Linked DNA regions of Mus musculus: regions 1, 2 and 4 are each linked to region 3. A link is a loop called in an ENCODE intact Hi-C map of the cell type or tissue named here. Cell type or tissue: left cerebral cortex. All regions are shown on one strand. Region 1 holds the start of Mir6997 (microRNA 6997). Region 2 overlaps Nup188 (nucleoporin 188). Region 3 overlaps Odf2 (outer dense fiber of sperm tails 2). Region 4 overlaps Sptan1 (spectrin alpha, non-erythrocytic 1).

The links. Hi-C counts contacts between places; a loop is a spot of excess contacts. Peaks named below come from ENCODE experiments on the same cell type or tissue, not always from the same donor. Only the 100,000 strongest peaks of a DNase experiment are listed, where the experiment ranks them.
Region 1: a loop joins it to region 3, with 1.8 times the contacts of the local background. A loop is called at or near these places in 2 of 42 quality-filtered maps.
Region 2: a loop joins it to region 3, with 2.3 times the contacts of the local background. A loop is called at or near these places in 3 of 42 quality-filtered maps.
Region 4: it touches region 3 in a loop (2.3-fold over the local background); 3 of 42 quality-filtered maps call a loop at or near these places.

The regions. Positions count from the first base shown.
Region 1 is chr2:29,993,190-30,001,189 of GRCm38, forward strand. Sptan1 (spectrin alpha, non-erythrocytic 1) reads left to right here. Exons shown (of 57, transcript NM_001177667.1): 13 at 424-501; 14 at 611-766; 15 at 972-1,176; 16 at 2,207-2,388; 17 at 2,832-3,075; 18 at 3,235-3,357; 19 at 3,548-3,765; 20 at 4,967-5,059; 21 at 5,937-6,071; 22 at 6,725-6,873; 23 at 7,911-7,970. Mir6997 (microRNA 6997) reads left to right here and starts at 2,761; the gene lies at 2,761-2,831. In left cerebral cortex, no CTCF peak of the experiment used is centred here; a DNase peak (open chromatin) is centred at 7,991.
Region 2 is chr2:30,321,676-30,329,675 of GRCm38, forward strand. It overlaps Nup188 (nucleoporin 188), which reads left to right. Exons shown (of 44, transcript NM_198304.3): 16 at 207-359; 17 at 497-623; 18 at 811-898; 19 at 996-1,072; 20 at 1,845-1,959; 21 at 3,553-3,673; 22 at 3,798-3,864; 23 at 4,775-4,903; 24 at 5,773-5,912; 25 at 7,632-7,738. Among named protein-coding and RNA genes, the nearest start is that of Gm39780, 27 kb to the left of the region's middle. In left cerebral cortex, no CTCF peak of the experiment used is centred here; no DNase peak of the experiment used is centred here.
Region 3 is chr2:29,918,418-29,926,417 of GRCm38, forward strand. Odf2 (outer dense fiber of sperm tails 2) reads left to right here. Exons shown (of 21, transcript NM_001369060.1): 15 at 2,358-2,468; 16 at 2,587-2,691; 17 at 3,796-3,954; 18 at 5,122-5,222; 19 at 7,523-7,685. Among named protein-coding and RNA genes, the nearest start is that of Gle1, 13 kb to the right of the region's middle. In left cerebral cortex, no CTCF peak of the experiment used is centred here; a DNase peak (open chromatin) is centred at 3,785.
Region 4 is chr2:30,011,491-30,019,490 of GRCm38, forward strand. Sptan1 (spectrin alpha, non-erythrocytic 1) reads left to right here. Exons shown (of 57, transcript NM_001177667.1): 35 at 1,956-2,059; 36 at 2,186-2,348; 37 at 2,668-2,682; 38 at 4,099-4,230; 39 at 4,444-4,581; 40 at 5,708-5,812; 41 at 6,872-7,080. Among named protein-coding and RNA genes, the nearest start is that of Mir6997, 20 kb to the left of the region's middle. In left cerebral cortex, no CTCF peak of the experiment used is centred here; a DNase peak (open chromatin) is centred at 3,213.

The DNA.
Region 1 (8,000 bases), 75 kb after region 3:
AGTTTAGGGTTTTCATGTTACTCTAAATTCATGGCTGTCCTGGGGTGCATACAGCCCATGAGCCACAGGTTGGACATACCTGTAAATCTGTAGGTAAACATAATCAGCCACCTGGGCCCAGTAGTAAGTGTGTGTCACAGGGCAAGCCTGGACAGAGAGATTAGGGTGTTGGGTGTTTTTGCATGGCTTCATAGCACATGCCTTTAATCCCACACTTGGGAAGCAAACACAGGTAAATCTCTGCGTTCTAGACCAGCCTGGACTATAGAGCTATTTCCAGGACAGTCAGGGCTACACAGGGAAACCCTGTCTTGAAGAGAGATTGATTAAGAGAAATATTGAGAGAGAGATTGAAAGATTAGGATGTGTTCTCCATAGTCCAGGCTCTGTGCTCACAGTGACAACTCCTGCCTTCCTTTCTAGGCCCTTGATGAATTTGCAACCAAACTCATCCAAAATAACCACTACGCAATGGAAGATGTAGCGACTCGACGAGATGCTGTGAGTTCCCTGGGCATGTCGTGCTCCTTTCTAAGATGCTTGATGCAGCTCAGTCAGGCCAGTCACCTTTTGGGGAGTATAATGTAGAGTCATGTAATCTATCTTACAGCTCCTGAGCCGCCGCAATGCCCTTCATGAGCGAGCCATGCATCGCCGGGCACAGCTGGCTGATTCCTTCCATCTGCAGCAGTTCTTCCGTGATTCTGATGAGCTCAAAAGTTGGGTCAACGAGAAGATGAAAACGGCCACCGATGAAGCTTATAAAGTAATAAAATCAGAGTTTCCTTTAGTAGTTGTGTAGTAAGCTAAACCTTGCAAAAACTACTTGGAGCTAAAAAAACAAAACCAAAAAACACAAAGAAGGTCACACAAACCACACTAGTTAGCGTAAATCTTCTGTTTTATGAGTGTGAAGTAGCTATATATATTCTCCAGTTCAGGCACAACCCTCTTCTTTTTTTGATTCGCAGGATCCATCCAACCTGCAAGGGAAAGTCCAAAAGCATCAGGCTTTTGAGGCTGAGCTTTCAGCAAACCAGAGCCGGATTGATGCCCTTGAGAAAGCTGGGCAGAAGCTAATAGATGTCAACCACTATGCCAAGGAAGAAGTAGCAGCTCGTATGAATGAGGTCATCAGTTTGTGGAAGAAACTTCTAGAGGCCACAGAACTGAAAGGTGGGAGAAAATAGATGATAGAAAAGTGGTTGGTGATAGGAATGTTTGGGAAACTAAACACTCCTCTCTGGCTTAGCATGGTAGGACCACACACAACCCAGGAAAGGTAGGGTGATAACTTTGTTGTTAAGAGTTATTGCTTGAGCCAGACGATGGTGGCCCATGCCTTTAATCCCAGCACTCGGGAGACAGAGGCATAGACAGGTGGATTTCTGAGTTCGAGGCCAGCCTGGTCTACAGAGTGAGTTCCAGGACAGCCAGGGCTACACAGAGAAACCCTGTCTCGGGGAAAAAAAAAAAAAAAGAAAAGTTATTGCTTGGAGCTGGAGCGATGGCTTAGCGGCTAAGAGCACTGACTGCTCTTCCAGAGGTCCTGAGTTCAGTACCCAGCAACCACATGGTGGCTCATAACCATTTGTAATGGGCATCTGATGTTGTCTTCTGGGAAGATAGCAACAGTATACTCACATACATGAAATAAATAAGTAAATCTTAAAAAAAAAAAAAAAAGAGGCTGGTCCTCAAAAAAAAAACCAAAAAGAGTTACTGTTTTATGAGGGTTACTTGGCTTGGGTTCTTAGTAGTTTGATCATTTGGAAAGTATGATTAAAAGCAGTGCTTGGGTAGACACTCAGAGCCTTCCTACCTAAAATCACAGTTTGGCAGCTGGGCAGTGGTGTCGCACGCCTTTGATCCCAGTGCTCAGGAGGCAAAGGCAGGCAGACCTCTGATTTCCAAGGTCTATAGAGTGAGTTCCAGAAGAGCCAGAGAAACACTGTTTGGAAAAACAAACAAAAAAATCACAGTTTAACTGTGAGCCAGAGATGTATCTCATGGAAGTATAGATGCTTACCAAACAGCCTTCATTTCAGTCTGTAGAATGTAGAGCAGAGGGTATTCTAGAGGTTTTCCTTCACTGGTTAGCAAAACTGGACACTGACTTAAGCTCTGACCGCAATCTTTCACTGGGGTACCGTGGCTCGTGGTCAGGGCTATCCCAACAGAAATGTGGTTACACTTTACTGAACAGGAATAAAGCTCCGAGAAGCCAACCAGCAGCAACAATTTAATCGAAATGTTGAAGACATTGAATTGTGGCTGTATGAAGTAGAAGGTCATTTGGCTTCAGATGATTATGGTAAAGACCTCACTAATGTCCAGAACCTCCAGAAGAAGCATGCTCTGCTAGAGGCGGATGTTGCTGCTCACCAGGTAGTGCTGTGTGGGAATGGGGACCTAGAGAGGGGCAGGGCAGTGCTGTGTGGGAATGGGGGCCTAGGGAGGGGCAGGGCAGTGCTGTGTGGGAATGGGGGCCTAGAGAGGGGCCAGGGCAGTGCTGTGTGGGAAGTGGGGACCTAGGGAGGGGCAGGGCAGTGCTGTGTGGGAGAAATATGCATGTTGAACTTTCCAAGGGGATACTATTGGGGGAAGATGAACTATGAGGCTCTCTTACAGAGCGCTGTGCTCAGTGTTTTTTCTCAGAGCTCTCTGGGAGCCTAAAGTGAGGGGGCCCTAGCAGGACAAATATTCTGAGAGTAGGACTCCCACTGTTACATTTTCTTTGTGTTTGAGGAATCCTCATCCCCAAGTAACAGGCTGGAGAGGTGCAGAACAGAGTCTCTGGAGTCTCTCAAACCTTACCCTCCTGTTTCCAGGATCGAATTGATGGCATCACAATTCAGGCCCGCCAGTTCCAAGATGCTGGCCATTTTGATGCCGAAAATATTAAGAAGAAGCAAGAGGCCCTTGTGGCTCGCTATGAGGCTCTTAAGGAACCCATGGTGGCCCGGAAACAGAAGCTGGCAGATTCTCTTCGTCTGCAGCAGCTCTTCCGGGATGTGGAGGACGAAGAAACCTGGATTCGAGAAAAGGAGCCTATTGCTGCATCCACTAACAGAGGTTAGTGTATCTGCCCCAAGCAGATCCATGCCATTACCACATCCTATACATAAAGGAGATGTATCTGAGGAAGTGAAGTGGAAGTTTAGATCCCTATACTGTGGCAGTGGTGGGAGCCCATTACTGACAGTTCAATGGGAGAATGGATTCTGCTTTTAGGCAAAGATCTTATTGGAGTCCAGAATCTGCTAAAGAAACACCAAGCTTTGCAAGCAGAGATTGCTGGGCATGAACCTCGAATCAAAGCAGTGACACAAAAGGGAAATGCCATGGTGGAGGAAGGTGAGTGTGGTCAGTGACTGGACCTGCTTTTACTCTTTATGTCTTTACTCTGTCCCCTGTTGGCATAGAGTGCATGGACCTGAGCCCCGTTAATGAGGCCAGGGCTGAGTCTCCTTCTTGTGCTGTCATATGACTCTGGCCTGGCCTCACCTGAGTGTCACTGTCACTGTTCTCCACATCATCCTTCCAGGCCATTTTGCTGCAGAGGATGTGAAGGCCAAACTGAGTGAGCTCAACCAGAAGTGGGAGGCTCTGAAAGCCAAAGCCTCCCAGCGGAGGCAGGATCTAGAGGACTCGCTGCAGGCCCAGCAGTACTTTGCCGATGCCAATGAGGCTGAGTCCTGGATGCGGGAGAAGGAGCCCATTGTGGGCAGTACGGACTATGGGAAGGATGAAGACTCTGCTGAGGTAGCTCAAACCTGGGCATCACATGGACTTGGGAATTGGCCCCAGCCTCAGAGTAGGAAGCAAGGTAGTGGAGAAGGTATTGCAGAAAGGATAAAGTATACTGCAGCTGCTTTGTAAAGTGTCAGCAATCTTACTTTTTATTTTGGAAGTTCAGAATCAAGAAGAGCCTGTCACCTACTTTCAACTGTTAACATTTGCTGTTGTCTCATTATTCTTAGTCACATGCATGCAGACATGTGACTCATATCTGGTTCATGTAGTCGTCAGACCTACTTCTTAACAATCTTGTCAAAACCAGAATGAGAGCTAGGGTCTCTGCTCAGTGGTAAAGCACTAGTTGCTTGTATACAGTTGTGGATTCCATTCCCAGTACCAAAAACCTCCCTAGGTGAGTTGAGCCTTCACATGAACAGGATTTTCCCCAAGAATGGGAGAACCAAAAACACTGGAGGTCCTGTTAGTAAGCAGTGACAAAGTAGCCCTATAAAAAGGCATTCTCAAGTACACTGAGTCTGCTCTGTGTGTGTCTATGTTATTCAGATACATTGTAATTAGGTAAAAATGGTAAAGAGGAGATTGTAACTAGGCAGTATTTCTTCTCTGAAATTAGAAAGCAGGAAGAATTGGGATGGTAAGATGGCTAAGTGGGCAAGGGCACTTGGGCCAAGCCTCTTGACCTCAGTTTAATACCCAGACCCATATGTCTGCAAATTGTCCTCTGACCTCCATGCTTTTCCATGGTGTATGCACACACACAAAGAAGTAACTGTAGGCCAACATGCATGGAGAAAACTTGACAAGGTCCTTACCCCTCTAGATAAAATGCTGTAAGTGATCAGTAGCTGCGGAGAGAAGGAGATCCGCTTCCACCACAGCTACAGGACGTTCCCATGGAGGGCAGTCAGTCCTGGACACAAATACTATGGACAATAATAAACATACTCAGTAGAGTTTGTGTATGTGTAACGCTGTATGGACTGTTATGTGTAAAACAATAGTAATTGGAGAGAAGTTGCTCATGAGTATGGGAGCAGCTGGAGGGGTAGGGCGAAGATGTTTGAGCTCAAAAAATGTTTTAAAAGTACATTATATAAAATATTATAAGTAATTTTACAAAATACAGAGTATACAGGACAGCAAGCAGTCATCTCCTGATGACAGGGCCTTGAGGAAAGACACAGCTCTGTGTGCTTGGTTTCAGGCTCTACTCAAGAAGCATGAAGCTTTGATGTCCGATCTCAGCGCCTATGGCAGCAGCATCCAGGCTCTGCGAGAACAGGCCCAGTCATGCCGGGTATGGGTGCTCCTGGGGTTCTAAAGTACTGAGGGCAGGGCACGTATGTGCTGAGGAAACTGAGGGTAGGCAACACTCTTTGGATTTGGGTTTGTTTCTTTGTGTCTCACAGTGTAAATGAGGCTGGCCACCTCCCTCTACTTAGTTCAAGCACTGGAATGCTGGGATTAAAGTTGCATGCCATCTTAGGTGCTATGGGCAACATTCTTCTCAGGCACATTAAATTGTTTCTGTTTGACTAAATCCCCTCCTTTTGATATTCTAATAACGGGTTCTCACTTTGTAGTCCAAGCAGGTCTCAAACTAATTAACTTTCTTTTGGCTTCTCAAGTGCTTGATTTATAAGCATGAGCCACTATACCTGAATTATTGAATGACATATTTGCTCAACAGCTTAAACAAATACTTTCTTTTTTGTAGCTTCACTAAAGAGCTCTCAAGCAGTTGGGTGTAGTAGTGCAAGCATCTAATTCCAGCAGCAGACATTTAATTCCAGCACTCATTTAATTCCTCAGGAAGCAGAGACGGATGGATCCCAAGGCCAGCCTGGTGTATATAGTTCCAACTACTGAAACAGGATTGGCTCTTTACAAAGTTCTTTTTAAGCTCTTGGGCCATAGCTGGCTGGTGACGAAACACACTTTCAGTCCCAGCACTTGGGAGACAGAAGCAGGAAGATCTCTGTGAGTTCCAGGCTACAGAGCAAGTTCCAGGGCAGCCAGGCTACACAGAGAAACCCTGTCTTTAAAAATCAAAAGAAAGAGAAAAAAAGGACCCTTATAAGTGTGTATTTGGTAACACCTGTCGAAAGTTGGACTGTTGTATGCTTGAGTGACACATGGCATTTAATCATTTTGTCTTTCCTTTGGATCATTAGCAACAAGTGGCCCCCATGGATGATGAGACTGGGAAGGAGCTAGTCTTGGCTCTCTATGACTATCAAGAGAAGAGTCCTCGTGAGGTCACCATGAAGAAAGGGGATATCCTCACCTTGCTCAACAGCACAAACAAGGCAAGGCACAGGGTGGCCAGGGTTTCGTGCATCAGCCCCAGGGAATGTACTCTACTGGATATCCTTGGGAAGATGGGAAGACATAAGGAGGTTACTTTATCCAGAGCTACATATGACTGGGAAGTACTAGATCAGTTCTACTTAGTCTGATGTATACGAGTAGTGCCAAGAGTCACCAGCAGGATCATGAAAATCAAGTGTCTCTGGCAAGCACACTCCCTTCTGAGCCATGCATTGTCTCCTCTATAACTTGTACTATTGGTAGTTGTTGTTTGTGGTGCTGGCTGTGGAAGACGGAGCCTCATGTGTGCTGGACAAGGTACTATACCCTGGGTGTACATCCAAACACACACTTGTAGCATACACACGGAGACACAAAATTTAAAAATTAAAAAAACAAAAAACAAAGGAGCAGGGCGTGGTGTTGCATGCCTTTAATCCCAGGACTTGGGAGGCAAAGGCAGGCGGATTTCTGAGTTCGAGGCCAGCCTGGACTACAAAGTGAGTTCCAGGATAGCCAGGACTACACAGAGAAACCCTGTCTCGAAAAACCAAAAAAAAAAAAAAAAAAAAAAAAAAAAGTAGTCCAGTGTGAGGTCTCTCTTTCTTGGGAAAAGTCTCAGCTCTCAGTCCTCTTCTTTTTTCTTTTGTAGGATTGGTGGAAAGTGGAAGTGAATGACCGGCAGGGTTTCGTGCCAGCTGCATATGTGAAGAAGCTGGACCCCGCCCAGTCAGCCTCGAGGGAGAACCTCCTAGAAGAGCAGGGCAGCATTGCTCTGCGGCAGGGGCAAATTGACAACCAGTAAGGGCTCAGATACTCAGCACCGGCTAGACAGCACCTAGGGCTTAATGCAGTCCTCAAGCAGATCAGTCAGTGTCTTGGGGTCTCTGGAGCCCTACGTCTTCTTTTCTATTTCCCTTAAGTCTCCTAACCCACCAGCCTCCATTTTAGAGCTCGGATTCTTGACTAGTACCTTAATCTCACTTGGTTTTTTTTCTGTGTTTCTGAGCTGCTTTTTCTAAAGCACATTTTGCTACTTGGTACAGTGTTAGCCTTTGTCTTGTTGACAAAATTCTTTTTGGGTTGGATTTTCAGATATCTTACCCCTTGGCTCTGCCTCCCTTTGGACAGCTGCCTGGGAGCTGCTCTCTCTTCCTTTGCACTCAGAGAAAGGAATTTACTTTTTAAGCTGGTTTTCTTCATATCATATAGACAATTCCCATATTGCCCTATGTCTGTCCTATAGTGTGTACCTTACTCTGCTGATGAAATCAACAGCTTTGGGCATCTGGGGAATACAGGAAGTATATATCTAAGTCCAGTAGGGCTTAGAATAAGAGAGCTTTTCTGACATTAATGATCTTGAAATGACAAGAGCCATTTGTACACTTGTAGACTCTTTTACTTGAACTGCATAAACAAGGAGACGCTGGGGTTTATGTTATTATCCCAGACCTGGATCATAAATGTAAGAGCACAGAAGTTGATGGAGCTAGTGTTGCTGAGCTGGCAATTAGAGTCAGCACTGTCCTTTGGGTCTGTTTTGTCCCCTGGCCTGCTCTGTGCAGTAAGTGTGTGCAGTACAGGGAATGCAGCCTTACATGAAGCAGAGTTGTCAGGAACATGAAGGTAAACTAACCCTCTCATTTAATTTTCCTGCTGTTTCTCCAGTGATTTCGTTCATGGCCTGGGCTGCTTCTAAGAGCTTTTGAAGGATTCCTATGTTTTTCCCATTTCAAGCATCCGCCATCATGGCACCAGTTGGAGCTGCTGCTTTTTATTCCCATAGATTAATCCCACTAATGTGTGCATGCTTTTGCTGTACCCCCTCTGTGCAGGACACGCATAACTAAGGAGGCCGGCAGTGTATCTCTGCGTATGAAACAGGTGGAAGAACTGTGAGTAGGCTGAGAACCTGGCTGAGCTCC
Region 2 (8,000 bases), 400 kb after region 3:
AGAAGACAAAATTTTGGGGGCAAGATGTCAGTTCTCAGGGTGGGATTAAAGCATTCCTCTGCCTCAGCCTCAAATGTCTGAGGTTGCAGGTGTGTGCCAGCACGTCCAACTTTAGCATTTTTCATGTAAAGGTTGTAGGAGTGGTGTCTGCCAGGAGGTCCTCCTCCCAGATTTGTAGGAGGATCACAGGCATTTCTCTTCCATAGGGGGTCAGACCAACCTTCGCATTCCTCAGGGCACTGTGGGCCAAGTCATGCTGGATGACAGGGCTTACCTTGTCCGCTGGGAGTACTCTTACAGCAGCTGGACCCTCTTCACCTGCGAGATTGAAATGCTGCTCCACGTTGTCTCCACAGCAGGTAAGGAGGGCTCTGCAGAGCAAGCACTAGGCAGAGAGGGTGTGCTTGCAGGATTGGGAGCAAACACCCAACTTGAAGGTGAAGTTGGAAGCCATCCAGCTTGGGGTCTGAGAAGTCACAGGCTGTATTCCCCACAGATGTGATCCAGCATTGCCAGCGGGTCAAGCCCATCATTGATTTGGTTCATAAGGTCATCAGCACAGACTTGTCCATAGCAGACTGCCTGCTGCCCATCACATCCCGCATCTACATGCTGTTGCAGCGGTGAGTCTTTGTGGTTGGGAGCTTGCAGCAGTGACTGTTGCTTCCCAGGAGCCTGCCCTGAGCTCTGTGGGAGGCCTTTACCAGTGGTTCTCTAGCCAAGGGCTCTCCCGTTCCTCAGAGCACTGTGGTGAGCACTGGAAAGTCTTGTTCCTTATTCCCTGGGCACAGCGCTTTGCTCTCTATCCAGGCTGACGACGGTGATCTCCCCTCCTGTAAACGTCATTGCTTCTTGTGTCAACTGCTTAACTGTCTTGGCTGCTCGAAACCCAGCAAAGGTGAGGTGACAAGTCTCTGTAGCAGCTCAGTAGCATCACATTCGGTGTAATCACCTGGGAGGACGTGCACACCAAAAGCCTTCTTCTTCCTTCTTAGGTCTGGACTGATCTTCGTCACACAGGTTTTTTGCCATTCGTGGCCCACCCTGTCTCCAACATGACTCAGATGATTAGGTGAGCCAGGCCCTGAGTGGGTAGACCTTACTCCTTGCTATGACCCATTCCTGGTCTTGTCCAGCCTGCCTTTATTCATTTTAAAGAACCTTCAGTCTTCATGGACTTGAGGGTTGGGGAGGATGAGATGGAGAAGGGGCACAGAGCTGCTCTCCTTGACACACTGCTGCTTCACAGGGGTTAATTCTGGTTTGAAGATAGGGCTTCACCATGTAGCTCTGGCTGGCCTGGAACTTGCTATGTAGACCAGGCTAGTCTTGAATTCATAGAAATCTGCCTGCCTCTGCTTCTGAGTCCTGGATGGTTCACAGTTTTAAACTTTTCAGAGGTAGAATGGGACTTTTCTCATGTAGCTCAGCTACAGTAGCTGTGTGGGCATTCATGTTTCCGCTGAGTGAGTCCAGGGGTGTTTGATCCAGAGACTTGGTGTCCTATTCTCAAGCACAGACAGTGTGCTGCTTCTCCAATCAGGGTACGTGAGCCAGGCCAGGACTGAAACCCAGGCCCCGTCTTACTGCCTGAGCATGCTCATTTCACTCTGCTTCCGTGGCAGGAGTTTCCCTGGTGACTCATGGGATTGTCACGCTAGCCCTCCTGGAGTTTCCATCAGTAAAGCATAAGCCTACCTTTTCTTCCCTGGCTATAAAACTGCCTACATTTGATTCTTCCCTTTGAAGAGCTTTGGTGTCTGTGCTGACGAAAATGCTGTAGTCTATCTTCAAACCTTGAACATTGCTCACGGTTTTATCCCTCTGCCTCTGTCTGTCCCTAGTGCGGAGGGAATGAATGCTGGAGGGTATGGCAGCCTTCTGATGAACAGTGAGCAGCCCCAGGGCGAATATGGGGTCACCATTGCCTTTCTGCGCCTGGTCACCACGCTTGTCAAGGTACCATCTGATGAGACATTTCTGGAGCAGCTCCCCTGTTACCTGCTCCTGTAGTCACTTTCTTCGGGACATCCTTTGCAGGACATCTGTTCTGAAGTCATGGCATATTAGCTTCTGTGTGTTGAGAGTCTGGCCAGTATGTTCCTTAGTGCTAGCTTAATTGTGGGAGTTTGTTTAGTAGTCAGAAGGCTTGTGGTGAGAGCTGAGAACTCTGGCTCCTGCGTGTTAAGTTATGAAACTGTCATCCACGTGTACTTCATGCCTTCTCCTATCGTGTGCCTGTGCATGCTTCATGGATCTGGCTTTGTGGTTGTCATACAGGCTATGCGCACTGTATGTCGTGCCCCAGTATGTGTCTGCATGTACCCTCCATGGTCTGGTTTCAGGTTGTAGTATTTACCTCATAGAAGGTACTGTGACCCTGCTTGCTCAATTTTCTCATCTTTCTTAAGCAGATTGTAGCTATGAGCTGGTAATACTAGATCAGGACTCTGGAAAACTAGTGTATAGTTAAGAACAAGAATTTTGGAATTGGAGTGAAGTAGGGTGGAACTTGGAATTTATTACTGGCTACTTGGATTTTTTTGACCCTGGGCAGTTGAGTTTCTGAGAGCATCTATGGCATGAAGTAGGTCTCACTGACGGAGTTTAGAGCCTCACACACAGGAGTTCCACAGCCAGCGTGGGGTTCCAGGACCAATCCTGGCTTCTCAGGAGCCCAACACAAAAGAGCAGGTTTAAGGTCTTCTTGGGCTATTGAGTAAGGTCAGGCCTGGAGACTGGAGTTCAGTGGTAGTACTTTCTTCTATGGCTGAGGACCGGATTTAATGGAACTATTACTGTACACACACACTCAGCACCTTGCACATATCCTTCCTGTAGAAATAAGGGAGGGCTTAGAGAGAAATTGTGTGCTGAGTCAAAGTGAGAGTCCAGTTTAAGATACAGACATTGGAAATAATCAGCACTATTAAAAGAGAGAGTTTGGGTGCCGGGCGTGGTGGCGCACGCCTTTAATCCCAGCACTCGGGAGGCAGAGGCAGAGGCAGGCAGATTTCTGAGTTCGAGGCTAGCCTGGTCTACAAAGTGAGTTCCAGGACAGCCAGGGGTATACAGAGAAACCCTGTCTCGGAAAACCGAGAGAGAGAGAGAGAGAGAGAGAGAGAGAGAGAGAGAGTGAGTGAGTGTGTGTGAGAGTGTGAGTGAGTGAGTTTGGGGCATCAGTCCTCTCTGCTCCCATGCTCCATAATAATGGGACTTCAGGTTTGGGTGACAGTCACTGACGGTGAGTGACTTTCCTTGTTGTTGACAGTCCTATATCTGGTGATTAGGGAACCACTGTCCTGTCAGATTAACTGTCCTCCTGCTCCTCCATGTCAACACCTTTGGTGATATTGTCACATTGCCTTCTTAGTTGTTTCTCTGTCTATCGAATGGTTGGGTTGAAGTAGGAATTTCTGATGTCTGCTTCTGTTCTTGGTCAAGGTGTTCCTGGTTCTCCTTTGGATCTGTCTACGCTTTTGAGGTTAAATCTTGAGTAATAAAGGATGCCTCCTTACATGGCCAAGGCCCTCACAGAATGCTCTCCCACAGGGGCAGCTTGGTAGTACCCAGAGCCAAGGCCTGGTGCCTTGTGTGATGTTCGTGTTGAAGGAGATGCTTCCCAGCTACCACAAATGGCGCTACAACTCTCATGGCGTGCGAGAGCTGATAGGTAATGACAGCGTGGGCTGAACACCCCAGAATTTCTGCTCTCTGAAGATCTTTCCCTCTCTTTTTTGAGGCAGGTCATTAACACAAGGCTGCATTGTCCATCACATGTCTTTTTTGGAGTCTAGGTTGCCTAATTCTGGAGCTGATTCATGCAATACTGAACCTGTGCCAAGAGACAGAGCTGCATAGCAGGTGATGGGGGGTTGTGGGGCTCAGCAGGGAAAACATGTATTGGTTGCTTCTAGTCCCCTTGTTTCTTCCCACCATGTCACCTTAGTTGAATCCTGTCTTAGCTAGAATTTCTACTGCTGTGATAAAAGACCATGTTCAGAGCCACGTGGTGAAGAAAATGTTCACATTATAGTCTATCACTGAGGAGAGTCAGGCTAGGAACCTGGAGGCAGGAGCTGAAGAAACACTGGTTACTGGCTTGCTCAAAATCGTATATACCCCAGTACCACCTGCCCGGGCATGACACAACCCACAACAGGCTGGGCCCTCCTATATTAATCACTGACTAAATAAGACATAACCCATGGGCCAGTCTGCTGGGGCATTTTCTCAGTTGAAGTCCCCTCTTCTCAAAGGACTAGCCTTTGTCAAGTTGACAAAAATTAACTAACATAAACCCAAAACTTACAATTTCCTGGCCACTGGCTTGGTTGTCATTCTTCCCTATGGACAGAAAGGACAGATGAAGGTGCATGTACACACAAACACACACGCGTAATCATTCGTTATGATAATTATAAAAAAAATGCTGCCTGTCCATCAGAAAGTCTGGTGTGAGAGACACCTTTAGCAAGTCAGTACAGGTTCTAGACCTTTCTACTCCATGAACTCCCTTGCTCTGTTACTTGATTTTGTGCCCTCCCTTGTTTTTATATTTCTGTATATTACATGAATAGGTTAATCCTGAATTATTTAAGTAATTATTCATCCATTAATTGATGGTATTTAGATAACTGTCAGGGTGGTCTTTAGGACCAAGTCTGAGAAAAGTGTTCAGAATATCTTCCTTCCACAGACAGTTGGCAAGGCGAATGGGGCTGCTCCTTCTGGTTAAGAGCTCCTAGTGACTGAGAACCCTCTCTGTTTCCAGCCACACACCCAGCCTGCCTTCCCTCTGCATCTGCAGCCTGGCTTATACCGAAGCTGGACAGACCGTCATTAGCATCATGGGAATTGGTGTAGACACCATAGACATGGTGATGGCTGCTCAGCCCCGCAGGTAGGGCCTCCTTTGTGCCCATCCCGTTGACCTTCAGACCCCATCTTAGCTTAACTTGTAGTTGCTTTGTTTGTTTTTCCATCTTTTTAAAATTAAAATATAATTACATCATTTTCCTCCTTCCCTTTCCTCCCTTCATCTCCTTCCACACCATCCCCTTGTACTCCTTCAAATTGATGTGTAGTTAAATACACACATGCCTACACACATACACATGCCCAGTATGTGTGCATAAATCTATAAACACAACCAGCTCTGTACATTTGGTGTACCTTCTGTACATATGGTTTCAGGGCCGAGCCATTGGTGTTAGTTAATAAATCCGAGCTCTGGGTTCTGGGCTCTTGGCTCTCAGCACTCCTTATTCACCTGCAGTTCTTTGTTTAAGCCTGGAGCCACAGTGAGCTTTCCCCATTCCTCTCTAGCATGACTGTTGGTATTATGTTCCTTCAGGTCTTGTTTAGGCAGCCGTGTTGATAGAGTATCATGGGTGAAGCTTCATTTTTTTAAAAGACTATCTTATAACAGCTTTCCTGGTCCTTGCAGTTGCTTTTTAAAAATAACTTTGTGGCCAGGTGGTGGTGGCAGGCCTTTAATCCCAGCACTTGGGAGGCAGAGGCAGGTGGATTTCTGAGTTCGAGGCCAGCCTGGTCTACAGAGTGAGTTCCAGGACAGCCAGGGCTACACAGAGAAACCCTGTCTCTAAACACAAAAACAAAAAACTCCTTGTATTTCCTAGCTAGTGGCTGCTGCATAGCTTCCTTCCTTTCCTAGTCTGAATTGGGCTTCTACTGTAGTCGGCTCGTGAGAGCACATCCTGACTGAGACCATCTTATTGGAACTAACTGTGATCTCCATTTGGCACCTAGTGATGGGCCAGAAGGCCAAGGCCAGGGCCAACTGCTGATCAAGACAGTGAAGCTGGCGTTCTCTGTCACCAACAATGTTATTCGGCTGAAACCTCCTTCTAATGTGGTTTCACCCCTGGAACAGGCTCTCACACAACATGGTATGTGTTTTTCTTCCTCGGCTACGTTTCTGCCCATAAAAACATAGTTAACGCCCTCTGCTTGGACATCAGAAATCATTCTCAGCTCATTTCTTTAGGCTTGGTAACAAGGGACTGCATCATAGTTTATTCTGGACTCCTGCTGATGACATAGTAATACTTAAGGATGGAGACTGGGGTCATATTTCTTTGGTTCAGATTTAGGTTTTGCTCAGCTGTATGAGAACCTCAGGCATATTTAAGCTTTGTCTCAGATTTCTCATCCAGAATGGCACAGAAGTAAATTGCTGTATCCATGGGAGACTGAGGCAGGAGGATAAGCTCAGCTAGGGCTGCCTAACAAGTAGAGTGCTAGGCCATGCAAATGACTACAGTGTAGGAAGCTCCTTCCCTGTAGGGTGGGGAGGACGGCTCACACAGTCCCTCAAGGATGATGGCGGTGCTGACAGCAGTTACAAATGGGTGATTGATTGACTGCACAGAGGAGAGGGCCTGGCTCATGCCCACAGTCGCCCCTCTGCTCTCCAGAGGCAGAAGGGCCAGGGCCACCTGCTAGTCAAGACAGTGAAGACAGTGAAGCTGGCATTCTCTGTCACCAGTCCCTGACGGTCTGGTCTGTATAGCAAAATCTTTCAAAGACAAACAACCCTGAAAAAACAAGCACAAAAAGTCCTTCAAATCACATTGGCTCATATCAGTGTGACTCTAAGCTCGTTAATCTTTGGCTCACTTTCATTATGAGTAATGTTTTATATCATGTCTAAAAGCATTTATTTTTTTTCTTTTTTAATATTTTTAATTAGGTATTTTCCTCATTTACATTTCCAATGCTATCCCAAAAATCCCCCATACTCTCCCCCCCCCAAAAGCATTTATAACTTTAATTTTTTTCATTTGCTATGCTGGGGTCTGAACCCAGGGCCTTATTCGAGTTAGTAGGCGCTCCACTATTAAGTCACTGCTCTAGTACCAGTTATGCACAGGCTGGCCTTAAATTGATTATGTAGCCACGATGTCCTGGAATGCCCCCTCCCCTATACCCCTCCCCTGCCCCTTTGTTTCAATTTGTTACATTTGTTATATTTGTGTTCATGATGTCTGGGTGTCAGCTCTTTCTTTCCACTATGAGGGTTCTGGGAGTTGAGCTATGGTCATCAGGTTTAGCAGCAAGCACCCACTGGGCCATCTCAGTGACCCTTGCCCTTCAATTTTGGTTCCTCCTTTCTTCACCTTCCAAGTGCTGAGGTTACAAGTATGTGCTACTGTGTCTGCCCAGAGGGGTTTGTGTTTTCTGAAAGTGCATGTGTGTGTGTGGGGGGGGTGCGCGTGCATACTTGCATGTGAATGTGGAAGTCAGACTGTGGGGCTTGGCTCTCTCCCACCACCATGGAGGACTGACTCTGTCGTCAGACTTGGCAAGGAGCCTTCCCCACTGAACCTCATTGCCTTCCTGCTTAAGGGTTCAAGGCTTAAAGGTTCTTCTTTTCCTTTTTTAAAAATTTCAGTACAGTGCCTTTTGTAACCTCCTTATTAAAGAGTATTTCTTTTAAAATATATCTTTGTATTAATGCATTGTATTGAACTGTTTATCCCCAAATCCTAGTTATCTCTTTGCTACTGAGAATAGGACTGAACTGGCCACCTCTACTTAATCAGCCCCAGTGGCTGGTGTTTTGAAAGAACTGTAATGGGTCCCTGGATCTGTTTCCTTTGCTTCAGGTGCCCACGGGAACAACCTCATTGCTGTCCTAGCCAAGTACATCTACCACAGACATGACCCAGCCTTGCCACGTCTGGCCATCCAGCTGCTGAAACGCTTGGCCACGGTAGGATCCATGGTGCTGGCTCGAGCCGTGAGGATAAGCTTCCCGCTGCTCTCCAGCTTGTGTGTTCGTGCTGCAGTGCAGGTGTCCACTGAGTCTTGAAATCTGGGATCCCCAAACTAGAGGTGCAGGAGGTTGTAAGCTGCCTGATGTACAGGCTAGGGATCAAACGCACTTCCTGTAAGAGCAGGACCTGCTCTTATCTTCAAGTCGGCTCTCCTACTCCATTTTCTTTTTAGATTTACTTATGTTTATGTATCTGCGT
Region 3 (8,000 bases):
TTGCACAGAATCGAGGCTGAGGCTGAGAATGACTCTGCAGACCCAGCTGCTTACTGCTGTCTGAGTACTGGGTGTGGTGGAAGAAATTATGACATGGAAAAGTATACAAATCCTTAAATTTTTATAATAGTGAACAAATTTTCAGTCACTTTGAAAGTTACGAGGACCCCGTATCCCACCCCTGAGGAAGCAGCTGCTGACTGTGCCATCACAGGTCCATCGATGTGGCATGGGTGTCATTGATACTTCTAGAGGCCATGCAGTGATGGGTGGCACAGTGTGTACAGTGTACTCCTCAGTGCTGTAGGTGGGCGCTGTGAGCTGGCTCCTCTAGCCTTTGTTCTCCTGGTACTGGGCATTTGCCTCCTTCCTCTGGTGCTGTGGACATGGCTGGGTGCACAGAGGTGGTTGTACTCGGAACAGAATTGCCAGGTCATCCTAGTTCAACCATAGCAGATGTTAGCAAGTGCAAAGGAGTTGTACACATTGTTTCCACCCGGGACACTCAGGGTCAGCGCATGCTATTGCCAGTCTTTGGTCCTTTTACTGCTTTGGTGGTACAGTATCTTTGCTGTACTGCATTTTCAGACACATTGAAAATAACTTCTGGCTGGAGAGATGGCTCAGTGGTTAAGAGCATTGACTCAGAGGTCCTGAGTTCAAATCCCAGCAACCATCTGTAACAAGACCTGATTCCCTCTCCTGGTGTCTGATGACAGCTACAGTGCACTTACATAGAATAAATAAATCTTTAAATAAAACAAAAAAAGAAAGAAAAGAAATGAACTTCCAAGGAGACAAGAGAAATACAAGCTGAAGGCTAGCATGGGAAAGCTACATATATATATATTTATTAGTTATGTATGTATATAAATATGTGTATACACAGAGAGAGAGAGAGAGAAAGAATTTCAGGTGAATTTAGGATACACAGAGATGACCCCATCTCAAACAATATTAACAACCTCGGAATCCAATACTTAGGGATTATAGCCTGGTGTATCTGTGTTCAGTTTACACTGTGCCATTGAAAGTATGGTTAGAAATATATCCCCTTAAGTGGTCAGATATATTCATAGGAAAAATTTAAAACATCACAGAAAGCCAGGCGTGGTGGCACACGTCTTTAATCCCAACACTCGGGAGGTAGAGACAGGTGGATTTCTGAGTTCGAGGCCAGCCTGGTCTACAGAGTGAGTTCCAGGACAGCCAGGGATACACAGAGAAACTCTGTCTCGAAAAACCAAAAAAAAAAAAAAAAAAAACAAAACAAAACAAAACAAAAAACAAAAAAATCACAGAAGCTAGGGGAGTCTCTCAGGAGTAGGGAAGCACTTGACATGTGCTAAGGTACCAGACATAGGTCTCTTGTCATAGTGAGTGTTGGTGACAGCCAAGCGCACTGACTCCACCCAGCTGACGCTCCTAAGCTTCCTTTCTCTGTCTGTGGTGCTGCTCCCCATCTCTCTCTCTCTCTCTCCCTCCCTCCCTCCCTCCCTCCCTCCCTCTCTCCCCCTTTCTCTGTGATGCTGAGGTCGGAGGCCAGGGCCTTGTGCATGCTAGGCCAGCACTGTACCATGAGTCTGAGCTCCAACCCTTTCTTCTCTCTAGGCCAGTGTCTTAAGCCTTCTCTCTTCTCCTTCCCTCTCTACCTCTGCCCTCCTTTTTCTTATTTATTAGCCTCAGACTTGCAACATTGAGAGCTGGGACTGAACATGAGCCACCACTCGCACTGTCTGTGTGTGTGTGTGTTTGCACACATTTATGTGCACACATACGTGTGTGTTCATCTTCTCCTGTTCCCTACTTATCTATATTGCAAATCCATTTATGTAGCAGGTACCTATCTTGAGAGGTGATGGAATTTAATATCTTGAAAATACGTTTACAACATATTGTTAATTTTAAAAAGTATCTTAACTGTTTTGAAAGCATCGTATAATTTGTTTATTCCTGAAGCAAGTTAGAGAAGAATAGCTCTGTGGCCAACTCTTAAGGCTTGGTCATGTGATCCATGGGTTTGATATTCATTTTCTTTCTAGCATGCTAGGCAAGTGCATTACCACATGGCTGCACCAAGCTGTCTTTTTCCTTTAGAGACTGTATATTGCCTTTGGAATGAGAAATTTGTCATTAACTCTGTCCACATTTGGGGGTCATATTTGGAGACTTACTCACTGATGAATATATTCTGTATGTGTGTGTGTGTATAAAATTTATGTATATATGTATATAACATATGTATGTATGCATGCATGTATGTATGTTCTTTGCTGGCTCCTAGAAGTACACTGAGGGTCAGGAGGCCCTGATCTTGAGCCTTCATCTACGTTGCTCACAAGCCCTCCCTTCTTTAGGCTAGCTTTGCCCCTATGGAGGACAAGCTCAACCAGGCTCACTTGGAGGTTCAGCAGCTGAAGGCGTCAGTGAAGAACTACGAGGGGATGATAGACAACTACAAGAGCCAGGTAGACGCCATGGGCAGCCTGGTCCCCTGCTCGTTGGCTCACAGCTAGGTCTTTCGAGGATAAGATGGGAAGGGGGGGTTCTGCCAAGAGCATCCACTGTGGTTTTGTTGTTCCCTAGGTGATGAAAACAAGATTGGAGGCTGATGAAGTGGCTGCACAGCTAGAGCGCTGCGACAAAGAGAACAAGATGCTTAAAGACGAGATGAACAAAGAGATCGAGGCGGTACTGTCCCCTTCTGTGCTCTCCTCACTGCCTGGACCCTTTTCCTGCCTGATTTGGCTCACAAGAGCAATTGATTTCTCTCTGACTCCCACCCCACCCAATTTTTCTTTGTTTGTTGTCCCCTCCCTGGCTCTTTCTCTATACTGTCTTTCTAGTTCCATTTTCCCCTTGTGGTTTGAAAAAAAAATTTAAAAAGCCCCTTTGGCCAGGTGGACTCAGATCTACATGGTGGGCAGGCAGGCAGTTGGATGCCCATTTTTTTCTGCCTGAACTCTGTTTTTGTAGCATCTATAAATGTGCCTAGCATCCCCTCTGGAAGGATTTTTCTCTTCAGAGCTGTTGGCTGGTTGGGGTGTAGTAATTGTCTTAATGATTCCCTTGAGCCGTCTGAGTTGGGCTCAGCCAGCAGTTACTGGAGCAGCTCACTTCTGCCTCTGGTCCCAGCCTTAAAGCTTAAGGATGCAGCAGGGCCAGCTATTTCTAATCCTCCCTGATCTTTGTATCATCATGGCTGCCTTCCTAGGGGCTTTGGAGTCATCTCAGCCTGTAATCCTGCCTTTTAAACCAGACTTTGAGCCTCGTACCCTTATTGTCCTTTGTGGGTTTGTTTTTTGTTTTTTAATTGTCCCTTTTTAATTTAATTTAATTTAATTTAATTTTTTTAAAAAAAGACTTTATTTTATATGTGAGTATACTGCTGTCTTCAGCCACACACCAGAAGAGAGAATCTGATCCCATTACAGATGGCTGTGAGCCACCATGTGGTTGCTGGGATTTGAACTCAGGACCTCTGGAAGAGCAGTCAGTGCTCTAACCACTGGGCCATCTCTCCAGCTCCTAAATTGTCCTTTTTTCTTATTGTTCAAATAAAGTGACTGCAGAGAGCCCTCAGGATGGTGCTGAAATGTGGTGTCACCACTGATATTTTCTGACTAAATGAATGGCTACTGCAAGTGTCCCAGGGTGTAGGCTCAGTGTGCCCTGCCAAGATCAGCCTGCTCTGCCTCCGGGGGAGCAGCCCGACTCCTGCCAGTGGGACTGGGTCAGCCATGCTGTGTTCTCAGTTGGGATCTTACCAATGCTGGGCTTCTTTTCCTGCCTCAGGCCCGTCGGCAGTTCCAGTCACAGCTGGCTGACCTACAACAGCTGCCTGACATCCTCAAGATCACGGAGGCCAAGCTGGCTGAGTGCCAAGACCAGCTGCAGGGCTACGAGAGGAAGAACATCGACCTCACAGCCATCATTTCAGACCTGCGCAGCCGGGTAAGGGACTGGCAGAAGGGATCCCACGAACTGGCCCGAGCAGGGGCCCGCTTACCGAGATGAGCTGCACGCCCCCCAAGGGAGGACCACTTCCTTTTTCTTGGCTGCCGATTTCTGAAAGGAGTGAGCTATCATCAGTGCTGTGAAATAAAAGTCTGGTGTGCCAAACCCTGCGTGTTGCACAAAGTGATTATAGCTTATAGACTCGCCACTGCCCTGCTATGGCCGGCCACGCTCTGCCTGCTTCTGCCTTGCATATCCTGCCGCCGTCCTCCGACCTACAGCCACAGAGAGGACACGCAGAAGATCTGTGGCACCCACCGCTTGTCCACTGTTCCATTTTTCTCAAGCTTTAACTGCCTCTCCTTGTTTTCCACAGATCTACTTACCTAGGATTCTCTTCTGAGAGAAGCAAGCAGCCCCTTTGTCCAGAAGCTGTCTGTCTCTCAGTTTCTGGAACCGTACCCTGCACTGTTCAAGACATGACACAGAACTCACTTAAATCTGACATCGGCGGTCTCTTATCTTTTCTCTTTAAAGTCTTTCTTTTGTTTGCTTTTGTTTTTTTGAAACAGGCTGCTTTGAAATTACTGTGTAGCCAAGAATGATCTTAAACTCTTAATCCTGCCTCTACCCCCAAAAGTGCTGGAGTCTCCTGACGTGTCAGCTTCTGAGCACCCACGCTGCCCCATGGGCTCTTCCTTCAGTAACACCCTGAGACCTAGAAGGGAAGGAAACAAGAGTCCCTATGTCACAGAGATGCTCAGTATTCACAGGGATTTGAATCCATGGCTTTCAGACTGTTGAATGTTCTTGGGGTCTCTTGAGCTCTCGCATAATGCAGGATTGGTAAAGCTTGGGGTTTGTTGTACAATGTGCTGCTAACGCCCCATGTCTACTACAGTCCCCGTGGGGCTTCTGCAGCCCTCTTGTCATCGGGAACCAGCATCTAACCTGTGTTCTCCCATTGTGAGGGGGTGGAGCGGGTCTGTCCCATCCCTGTTCTCTTATCTCTTCCAGGTTGTTGGTTGAATATGGGACACCTGCTGAGGGCAGTCTGCCTCTTTCCTGGGTGTGGATGCTGTCACAGGAGAACGGGGAATCCCTTCATTCCTCAACCTTACTGGAAATGCCCTCATAAACCAGACTGCGTTCCTGTCATTTTAGATCGAACATCAGGGGGACAAGCTGGAGATGGCGAGAGAGAAACATCAGGCTTCCCAGAAGGAAAATAAACAGCTGAGTCAGAAGGTGGATGAACTTGAGAGGTTAGAGGCACTTGGTCCCATGTCTGTCCTCTTCCTAGGACCTGAGACTTTCTGCCACTTAGCTGCTTTGTGCTTAGTGTGCTGAAGTATTGGAAGGACTCAAGGTCCTGGAAGGTACTAGGCAGAACTCAGAGGAAGAGCTGCTTGTGTTTCAGTGGTAAGCCTTGTGGACGAGAGGAAGGGGGGTCTCAGCCGGGAGAAATGCTGTGGGGCCATATGATCCAAGGACAGTCTTCTGGCAGGCGCCTTGTGGACGAGAGGAAGGGGGGTCTCAGCCGGGAGAGATGCTGTGGGACCATACGATCCAAGGACAGTCTTCTGGCAGGCGCCATTATCTCAAGAAGACCATCAGGCCTGCTTTGAGTGAAGCAGCCAGAGCACCCGCGTGCTGCTGACCAGCATTTCTGTGACCTCCCTGATCTTCCTACAGACTGTTAGAGACAGGCGTGGGTGAGGCTCACAGCACTTGTTGGCATCAGAAGCCCTGGCTTCAGGTCCGGTTGAGAGACTTAACCTCCCTTGTGACCTTGGGTAGATGCTTTAACTCTGCTGGACCTGGTTCCAGGTGTGAGGAAGGACGAACGTAGGAGTAGTGTGCCGCCTGAGACACAGCAGTCCTCAGTGAGAGGGTCTCATAAAGGGCTCTCCTGCCTCACTCACAAGCTGGTTGTATATGGTTGCCAGCTGGTACTATTAGTCCTAATTAGTGACTTTTTTTTTTTAAGGATATACTTTATTTTTGAATTGTCTCTATTTGTGAGTGTCTGGGAGTATGTATAGATGCCCACAGAGGCTCAGAGCCTCTGCAGCTGCAGTTATAGGCAGTTGTGAACTGCCTGATGTGAGTCCTGGGACCTGAAGTTGGTTCGTCCTTTGCAAGAGCAGTGTGTGCTCTTAACCATCAGGCCATCTCTCTAGCTCTTATCTTTTTTAACCCTATTTTTATTTATTTATTCCTATATATTTGTACCCAGCATAGTAACTGCATAAGTGTAGGTATTAGTGGACAACTTGTGGGAGTCAGTTCTCTTCTTTCACAATGTGGGTCCTGTGGATTGAACTCTGGCCATGGTGCTTTTCAGCGAGCACTTTTACCCACTGAACCATAGTTTGCCTGTCCCATAGTTTGCCTCTTTGAATCAGAGTGTAAGTTTGTGGCCTGCAACTCCACTTGCCTCAGCCACCTGAGTTCTGAGGTCATAGGCGTGGATGACCCAAATGTTATCTGTAAGGAAACCAAGCTCAGGCAATGATCATAACACCAAGCTCAGGCAATGATTATAACTTGCCCAGATGCACACAGCTGGTTCCTACAAATGATGTTCCTTAAGCTGGGAACTCTTCTTCCAGAACCATGGTGGCATCTGCAAGCAGGGGACTAGGATCCCAGAGTGGTAGCACACTACTAGTCCCAGTACTTGGGAGGCTAAGGCAGGAAGATTGCTGCCAGCTAGAGACCAGCTTGGGCTGTGTTATAAAACCCAGTCTTGGGAGAGATGGCTCAGCAGTTAAGGGCACTGACTGCTCTTTCAGAGGTTCTGAGTTCAATTCCCAGCAACCACATGGTGGCTCACAACCATCTGTAATGAGATCTAATGCTCTCTTCTCATATGTCTGAAGACAGCTACAGTATACTCATACATAAATTTTTAAAAGAAAAAGTCGGAGGGCTAAGGGTCTTAGGGTCTTAATTGCCTTAAAGGTCAGGGTAGCCTACAGTGGGTCAGAACCAGACGGCCTCTGCTATGCCAAACTGACCCACAAACATAGCTAGGTCCAACAGGACCTGCAATGAGTGTTCTTTAAAGATGATGGTGTTCTGGAGGGACAGGAGAGATGCTGTGTAAAGTAGGGTAGCCACAGCTGTCCTGTGTCTGTCACATAAGGTACTGTGGCTCAGCTGAAGTCTCTTTGCTGAGCTGGGCTTTGGTGACAGACCTGTCAGCTCTGCTGCCCTCAGTCCTGTGTCTCCTGTTTCCTTCAGGCTTCACTTCCTTATTCCCAGAATGGGTTGGTGACAGCAGGCCTTCTGTGAGCTGCAGGTTGCTGTTCTCTGTGTGACACTAAGAAAGGGCCACCATGTGCACTCAGTTGCACATGCAGTCCTTTCCGCTCTCCCCACTGTCCTGTGACCCGCTGTTGCAGATGCACAGTCCAGCAGCCACCTTGCTGATTTGAAAATGCTTTCCGTGAAGATTGCTCAAGTGACAAGATTCCCAATTCAGGGGAGGCAGAAGCCCCCTGGCAGTGGATCAAGGCAGGCAGGTCATTGCAGGGTCTAATGGAGTGCTCTCACCTAGGAAACTGGAGGCTACCAGCGCCCAGAATGTCGAGTTCCTACAGGTGATTGCCAAGAGGGAGGAGGCAATCCACCAGGCTCAGCTGCGGTTGGAGGAGAAAACGAGGGAGTGTGGGTCATTGGCGAGGCAGTTGGAGAGTGCCATTGAAGATGCCAGGCGACAGGTCAGTCATTGTACTCCTAGTTTGCTTTGTGTTCTAACCCTTTCTTGGCCTACGCTCCCATCTGAAGAATGGGAACAGTAGAGCATCTTCTTCCTGAATGTGCTGTGAGGATGAAATGGGTGTCTGTTGTAGAGGATTGGCCGTTTGTGCTATTGCTCATGGACATTGCTCTCTCTTGAGATTCTGGAAAGTTTTTTCACATTATAGGAATGCTGGAAAAGGTCGGGCAAAAAGGAGGATGGTAAGCTTCCCTCAGAGCTAGAGAGATGAGTAACAGCACTAGTTGCTCTTCTTGAGGACCCAGGTTCAATTCCC
Region 4 (8,000 bases), 93 kb after region 3:
AAAAAAGCTCACACCAACTAAGATTTTCATACCAGTTACAAAACAGAAACATTATATTGGGCTGGCTACATGGCTTCCTGGTTAAGAGCACAGATTTACTACTCTTGGAGAGGAATTGATTTCAACTCCCAGCATCCTCAAGTGGTTCACAAGTACATGTAACTCTAGCTCCCGGGGTGCTTATGTCTCTCTCTGCTGCGGGCCCCCACACTCAGCGTTTACATGTGCATGAACACATACCTGTAATGAGAAATAATTTTTTTAAGAAAAAGTATATTCTGTCATACATCCAATGAATACTTTCAATGAATGTTGTGAAAATGTGTATATGAAGAACTATTTTTAAAAATGGGCCATATGTGGTAGCACATCTTTATTCCTGCAAGTACTGAAAAAGCAGAGACATGTAGAGTAGACATATGTCTGGAGGTTGAGGCTAGCCTGGCCTACATAGCCAGCTCCAGGCCAGCCAAGGCTACATAGTGAGACCATGTCTCAAAACAATAACAAGAAACCTCGAAATAGCAGCTTGGTGTAACACTCCTATAATCTCAGCATATGGGAAGCTGAGGCAGAAAGATGGAGTTTAAGTCTGGGCTATGTGACAAAACTGTTTCCAAAGAAACAAAAAAGGAAAGTTTACAACCCAGGGTTAGAGCACTGTTGAGTGTGCTGCAGACCCTGGGGTCATCACACGGTCACAAACAGCGAGCGCTTAAATCCTTGGGTGAAGCCGGGTGTGGTGGCCCACGCCTTTAATCCCAGCACTCGGGAGGCAGAGGCAGGTGGGTTTCTGAGTTCAAGGCCAGCCTGGAACAGAGCAAGTTCCAGGACAGCCAGGGCTACACAGAGAAACCCTGTCTAAGAAGAAAAAAGGGGCGGGGGGTCCTCAAATCAGTTCTGTATTATGGAATGATGACACAGCTGGAGCTCCCTGGTACAGTACTTGCCTAACATGAAACTTGGGTTCAGACCACAGCCCTTCAAAACATAATAATGGAATAGAAAAAGTTTAAGTTGTTTATGAGTATTTGTGTGCAGGTTTCTAAGTATACATAGCATGTGTGTGCAGTTCCCTCAGAAACCAGAAGATAAGTAAGTGATCCTGTAGGAGTAGAGTAGAATTATAAGGAGCCACATGGTTGCTGGGGATAAAACCCAGGTCCTCTGCAAGAGCGGCAAGTGCTCTTAATGGCTAAGACATCATTCCAGCCCCCCAGATTTGTTCTATTTTGTATTTTGAAATGGGGGTCTTTCTGGATAGTCCTGCCTACCCTGGAAGTGGCTATTTGAAACAGGCCTTGAACTCACAGACACAAAGATCTGCTTGCCCCTGTTGGGATTAAAGGCATGTGCCACCATACCCAGCCTCCCTTCCCCTTCCCCCAAAAAAATATTTTTTGTAAGATGTATTTATTATATATGAGTACACTGTCATTGTTTCACTATCTTCAGACACACCAGAAGAGGGCATTGAATTCCATTACAGATGGTTGTGAGCCACCATGTGGTTGCAGAAATTGAACTCAGGACCTCTGGAAGAGCAGTCAATGCTCTTAACCACTGAGCCATCTCTCCAGCCCCCACCCCCAAAATATTTTTAGGGCAAAATATTATGTTTTGATAACATAATTCACTAAAACAAGGAACAAAATAGATAGCTGTAACTTGAAAACCATTTTGTTGAAAACAGGGCAGTGATCATTTTATGATTCTAATTTGTTAGACATCTGCTGGTGTCCCTACACTTGCACACCTCAGTATGACCTTAAGTCCTCTTGAATTAAACCCTACTCTAGTAATGATGATAATCAAGCTGGCTTCTAAAGTGTCGATGTGTTCCGATCCTGCTACCAGTTAGTTTCGTCACTCAAAGTGTAACTATCTCCTCTGAAAACTATCAGGCTGACAGGCTTTCTTCAGCCCACCCTGACCTCTTTGCCTGTTGCCTTTAGGAAGAAAAGATAGCTGCCCTGCAGGCCTTTGCCGACCAGCTCATTGCCGTTGACCACTATGCCAAGGGAGACATTGCAAACCGACGCAATGAGGTCCTTGACCGGTAGGTGTCCTGCGATGGTGACAGTCCCCAGCTCTGAGAGGATGAATGTCCACATGTGAGAAGCCATACCTATTCCAGCTTCTTCTCTTATTGGAAAGAACACTCATATTTGGTCTTCACACTCAGGTGGCGCCGCCTAAAAGCCCAGATGATTGAAAAAAGGTCAAAACTTGGAGAATCTCAAACACTTCAGCAGTTCAGCCGGGATGTGGATGAGATTGAAGCCTGGATCAGTGAGAAGTTACAGACAGCCAGTGATGAGTCATACAAGGACCCCACCAACATCCAGGTAAGGGGCTCCTAGGACACTTGTTCTGAAGTGCCTTGTCACTGAGTAGAGCTGTTAAATGGGACTCTTTAAGGGAGTACACCTATAAAACTGTGTGTTCCATGATAAAGCTTAGAAAAAGTCCACTGGGTCAGTAGAGCCATTTGAAAGCTGCTCCCTTGCTAGACTTTGTCGAAGCTATAACCTGTCTAATGGAGCTGCCCCTGTGCTGTTCCCATGCGCCGATCTTCCTGGGGAAGTATGATGGCAGAGTGAGGCTCTAGTAGCTGAGACATGTTCATATCAGTTACTGAATTCTTCTTTCCATCTGTTTTTGTAGCTTTCCAAGCTGTTGGTAAGTTTTTCACACTTTTAAGAGTTCTAGATATTTGAGCTCTGGGATTTATGTTCTACTCTGTAGAGTACTGTTACTGTGGTTACATCTGGTCCACTGGTGTCTGTTCATCCGTCATCAGTCTAATCCCCAGTCACTCCATCCAAGTGTCCCTGTGGGGTGTGGCTTTCTCTGTTGTAATTAGCATGTAGTACCTATCTCCTCCTCCCTGTTTCATCATCCAGGCAAGTTTTGTACAACCGTGTTTGATTTGGGGGGCAGTAGTTGACCATTTCCTTTCAAGGGGCACTCTTGAAAATAGAATATTTTCCCGGGCTCGGGGTGTCAAGTGGCCTGGGCAGGGCAGGCTAGCTTGGGGTAAATCCAGTGCATACTCTGGCTCGTGTCCAGCGGTGCTGGCCCAGAGAACTGGAATAGCAAGATGTGCTTCCAGATCTAAGCAGACATCACTCATAAAAAGAAAGATACATCTTTTGCCACGTGACTTAAAAGGCCCAGAACTGGGAAGGGAAAATAAAGCTGTAGAAGAGAATAAATGGGTTTGGACTGGCGGTGATGAGAGCAGGCACCAGAGACGGCACTGTCAGGATGTGTGGGTGAGAGCTCTTGAGGCCTCATGCTGGGGCCGCAGCCAGGATCCCTCCCTGAAACATTCGCTGCCTCTCAAATGAAACATTGAGTGCAGAATCTTGGCCAACTAAACCGTTTTGTTTTATTTCTCTTAGTTTTCTTTCTCCAGTAACATTATACCTGAGACTGTTTCTCACTTGTCCTCTGATTTTCCCAAAATGATGTTACAGCTGCTGTATCCTCACAGTCATCTCTCCTAAGTGTTTCATGCAGTAGCCTTGTTTCTTAACAAATCCTTAGGGAAAGCCTCCAGCTTTCTCTACCTGGCAAAAGTAACATTCAGACTGGGTTTTAGCAGCCTCATGTTTTGATAATGACAGCTACCAAATTGTCATCAACAGAGGAACCGCTGCAGCCTTCTGTAGGTGATAGAACAGCCCATATATGTTACCAGTCAGGGGTTCTGTCCAGGAAGGCTAAAGACATGGGTTGACATTGGTACACAGTTAGATGCAGAGCTGAAATTGGCCCCTCTATCTCATACCAAGCGTAAAAAAAACACAAAATTTTGAGGCTTTGCTCCCAGCCTGCTAGTGAGCTGTTCAGAGCTGGCTTTTACCCTACTGCACCTGACTAGTTCATTTCCCTTTCTGGCCTAAACCTACCTCTGCTGGGCATCTATGGACCTCAGACCCCAGCACCACACAAGCTGTGGTGGCTTTCTGTCCACGCCAATGCTTGCCTTATTCCTTACCCACCCTGTACTTCCTCCCTCCTGAGCGTATCTTTTGTCTTAAGAACAAACCTGGTAAAAACTGCCTCTGAACAGTGGTTTGGTATTTTCAGAGCAAGCACCAGAAGCACCAAGCCTTTGAGGCAGAACTGCACGCCAATGCTGACCGAATCCGTGGAGTTATCGACATGGGCAACTCCCTCATTGAGCGTGGGGCCTGTGCTGGCAGTGAGGATGCTGTCAAGGTATGGTTCAGGGGCCATACTAACTTCAGAAAGAATGATAGCACTCTACCTTCCACTGCACTACACCTGATACTACCTGAGACCTACAGTCTCTGGAATTCAAAAACACAGTTCCTCTGATTGTTTCCACATCCTCTTGTCTCTGATTTGGGTCTTAGGAATGGGCCCTACAGAGATTTTCCTATCCCAAGTTTCTCCCCATCTCTTCTTAAGGCCCGCCTGGCTGCCCTTGCAGACCAGTGGCAGTTCCTGGTGCAGAAATCAGCTGAGAAGAGCCAGAAGCTAAAAGAGGCAAATAAGCAGCAGAACTTCAACACTGGAATCAAAGACTTTGACTTCTGGCTCTCTGAGGTAACGTGAGGTGGTTCTTGCTCCCCACAATCAGGGAATTTCTAGGCATTTGGGTACTGAATGGTTTGGTCAGCCAGCCCAAATTATAAAAGGGGGAAACTGCTTCAGAGTCTTGAACAGAAGTCCTCATGGTAAGATAGGTTCAGATTGCTGCTAGGAATTGCTAAAACAGTGAGTAAAGAGGTTGGGAGCGGAAACTGATTTTAGAAGGTGCTGGATAATAGCCTTCTTCCCAAGGAAGTACATAGAGGAAGAGATTGGGCAGGAGAGGTAGGCAGTTCCAGGAGACTGCACCAATAGAACAAAAAGGGCAGAGAGGAAGGGAGCCAGAGACAAGGCATATGTAGGAAACTGGCAAGCAGGGCTCTAAAGTGGGTGATTTTAGAGACCACCACTGTGAACACTTTAGAATCTCTAGTCTGTATATATCACCTGAATTGTTTTAAATTTGCATTTTATATGATTGAGTTCACAATGTCATTTTTCATTAGTATATATGGAGAAGTGTTATCCCATGTCACTAAAATTCTCCCCAAATATTTGTGTATGAGAGAGTCCAAAGAATCTTAGCATGATTTAAGCATTCCCATCTGGCTGCCTCTAAGGGGTTCCTAGAGTGCAGGCCTCAGTGAGCATCTTAGTACACTGCTCATCTGTGTTATTGGTACTAGGAGCTTTGTCGCTGTAGGTTGCTGTGCTCTTTGCCCCGACATTCAAGAGAAGGCTTGGCTATATATACCTCCATCCCTACCCCTTCCCATTTAGACCTAGCTTAGTGTACAGAACAGAGGGGGACTCCTTGGGGCACACCTTTAACCCCAGAAAAAGAACTGACCAAACAGTGAAGGTGGTAGTGACCCACGCCTTTAATCCCAGCACTCGGGAGGCAAAGACAAGTGGATCTCTTGAGTTAGAGTCTGGTTTACAGAGCAAGTTCTGGGACAGCCAGGACTACACAGAGAAACCCTGTCTCGGAAACAAAAAAACAAAACAAAATAAAAAAATTGAAGAATGAAAAATTATGTCATGACTGAAAAATTCTGGAGCAGCACCAGGCCACCCTGAGTTTTCCAGAACACTGCATGCATCTGGTAATAACCATTCCCTTTTGTGTTACCAACTGCAGGTGGAGGCTCTCCTGGCATCGGAAGATTATGGCAAAGACCTGGCTTCTGTGAACAACTTGCTGAAAAAGCATCAGCTGCTAGAGGCAGACATCTCGGCCCACGAGGTCAGTGGAGTGGCAGATGGGAAGGGAGGGTAATTAGAAAGAACCCCAAGAGTATCCCAGGGTCTTCAAGAGAGCTATAGTTAAAGGAAGCAGAGTGGTGCCTGGCTCTGTCCAAGGCTGCCATTTGTGACTAGACTGGGTTCTTGATTGTTCTCAGCCTAGGTTTACACAAATCTTATCTATAAGTACTAGCCATCGTGAAAATGTAGGGGGGGGGGGGTGCGCCTAGAGATGTCATACAGTAAAGTGCTGGAATTGAACGTGTACACAGTCACATCTAGCTCCTTATTTTGAAGCAGGCGCTCAGTGTGTAGCTTTGTCTAGCCTCAGACTTGAAGAATTTTCTGCCTCTGCATCCCAGATGCTGAGATTCCAGCATCTATATCACATCCCTGGCTAAATATTCAAGGATTAGTTCTATAGTATAAACAGCAAGAGAAACCCTGTCTCAAAAGGAAAAACAGGGCTGGAGAGATGGCTCAGTAGCACTGACTGCTCTTCTGAAGGTCCTGAGTTCAAATCCCAGTAACCACATGGTGGCTCACAACCACCCATAATGAGATCTGATGCCCTCTTCTGGTGCATCTGAAGTAAGCTACAGTGTACTTATGTATAATAATAAATTATTCGTTTGTTTGTTTATTTGTTTGTTTGTTTTTTGAGACAAGGTTTCTCTGTGTAGCCCTGGCTGTCCTGGAACTCACTCTGTAGACCAGGCTGGCCTTGAACTCAGAACGTTCGCCACCACGCCTGGCTAAATAAATCTTGTTGTTTTTTTTTTTTTTTTTTTTTAAATAAATCTTTAAAAAAAAAAAATGGGATTTTTACTGTAGCCACAGCACCACCACATTCTACATCTCACACCTTGCCCATCAGTGCTCATGTCCGTGATGACAGGTACTAAGTTTTATTGTCAGTATGAGAGCAGTTTGCTCTTACAGAGCTAGAATGGTACATACTGCACACCCTGATTTATTAGGCTGCACGGCCCAGTCAGGAATTAATGGGTGCTATTTCCAGGACCTGGTTCCTAAGCCCTCTCTTGTGTCCTTGCCCTAGGATCGTCTGAAGGACCTGAACAGCCAGGCTGACAGCCTGATGACTAGCAGTGCCTTCGACACCTCCCAAGTGAAAGAGAAGCGGGACACCATCAATGGACGCTTCCAGAAGATCAAGAGCATGGCCACCTCCCGAAGAGCGAAACTGAGCGAGTCCCACCGCCTGCACCAGTTCTTCCGGGACATGGACGACGAGGAGTCCTGGATCAAGTGCGTGCTGGGCTCTGCACTTACATTCTCATTGTCTTCTCATGGGGCTGCCTGGAGAGCCGGGGGTCACAGGGAAGTGTGACGTGAGGGTACAGGATCATCCTGTGTGCTTTAACCATCATGTCACAGGAAGCCCTACCTTTTGCATCCCGAGGAAAGTTTTGATTTTTTTTTTTTTTTGAGTCAGGATCTCTATGTAGTCTGAGGGATCACTATGTAAACTAGCCTCTCCCTCCCAAATGCTTGCATTTAAAGGCATGTACAACCACTCCCGGCTTTTTTTTTTTTTTTTTCTCCCCATACCCTTAAAATTTAACCTTTTTCTATAGAGCAAGTTCCAGGGCATCCAAAGCTACACAGAGAAATCTTACCTTCAAGAACAAAAACAAAAATTCGGACATTTTATTTATTTCTTTTCAAATAATATGGCATATAAACAAGCCATTTCTTTTTATTGGCTTCCTTTTTTTTTGTTTGTTTTTGTTTTAAGGTTTGTTTGTTTTAGAGTTATCTCATGTAATCCAGGCTAGCCTCAATTTCATTGTGTAGCTCAATATTACCTTGAAACCCTAGGACTCTTGCTTCTACCTCATGAGTCTGTGACTATAGGTATGAACTACTATGTCTGACCTAAGCTATCCACTTTAAAAGAAAATCTCCTCCGTTAAAACCTTTTTTAAAAATTAAATGAGTTGGGGATGGAAAGATGGCTCTGGGTTGGATTCTCATCACACACCTGGAGGCTCACAGCCATCCATAACTCTAGTTCCAGAAGATTCAGCCCCTCTTCTGACCTCTGGGCACCAAGAATGTATGTGCATACATGAACGCAAAGCATTCATACATACAAAATAGATGAATCTTAGAAAACACCTTCTAACTTAAAAAAATACAGTACATGTGACCATCTTTTTTGTTTG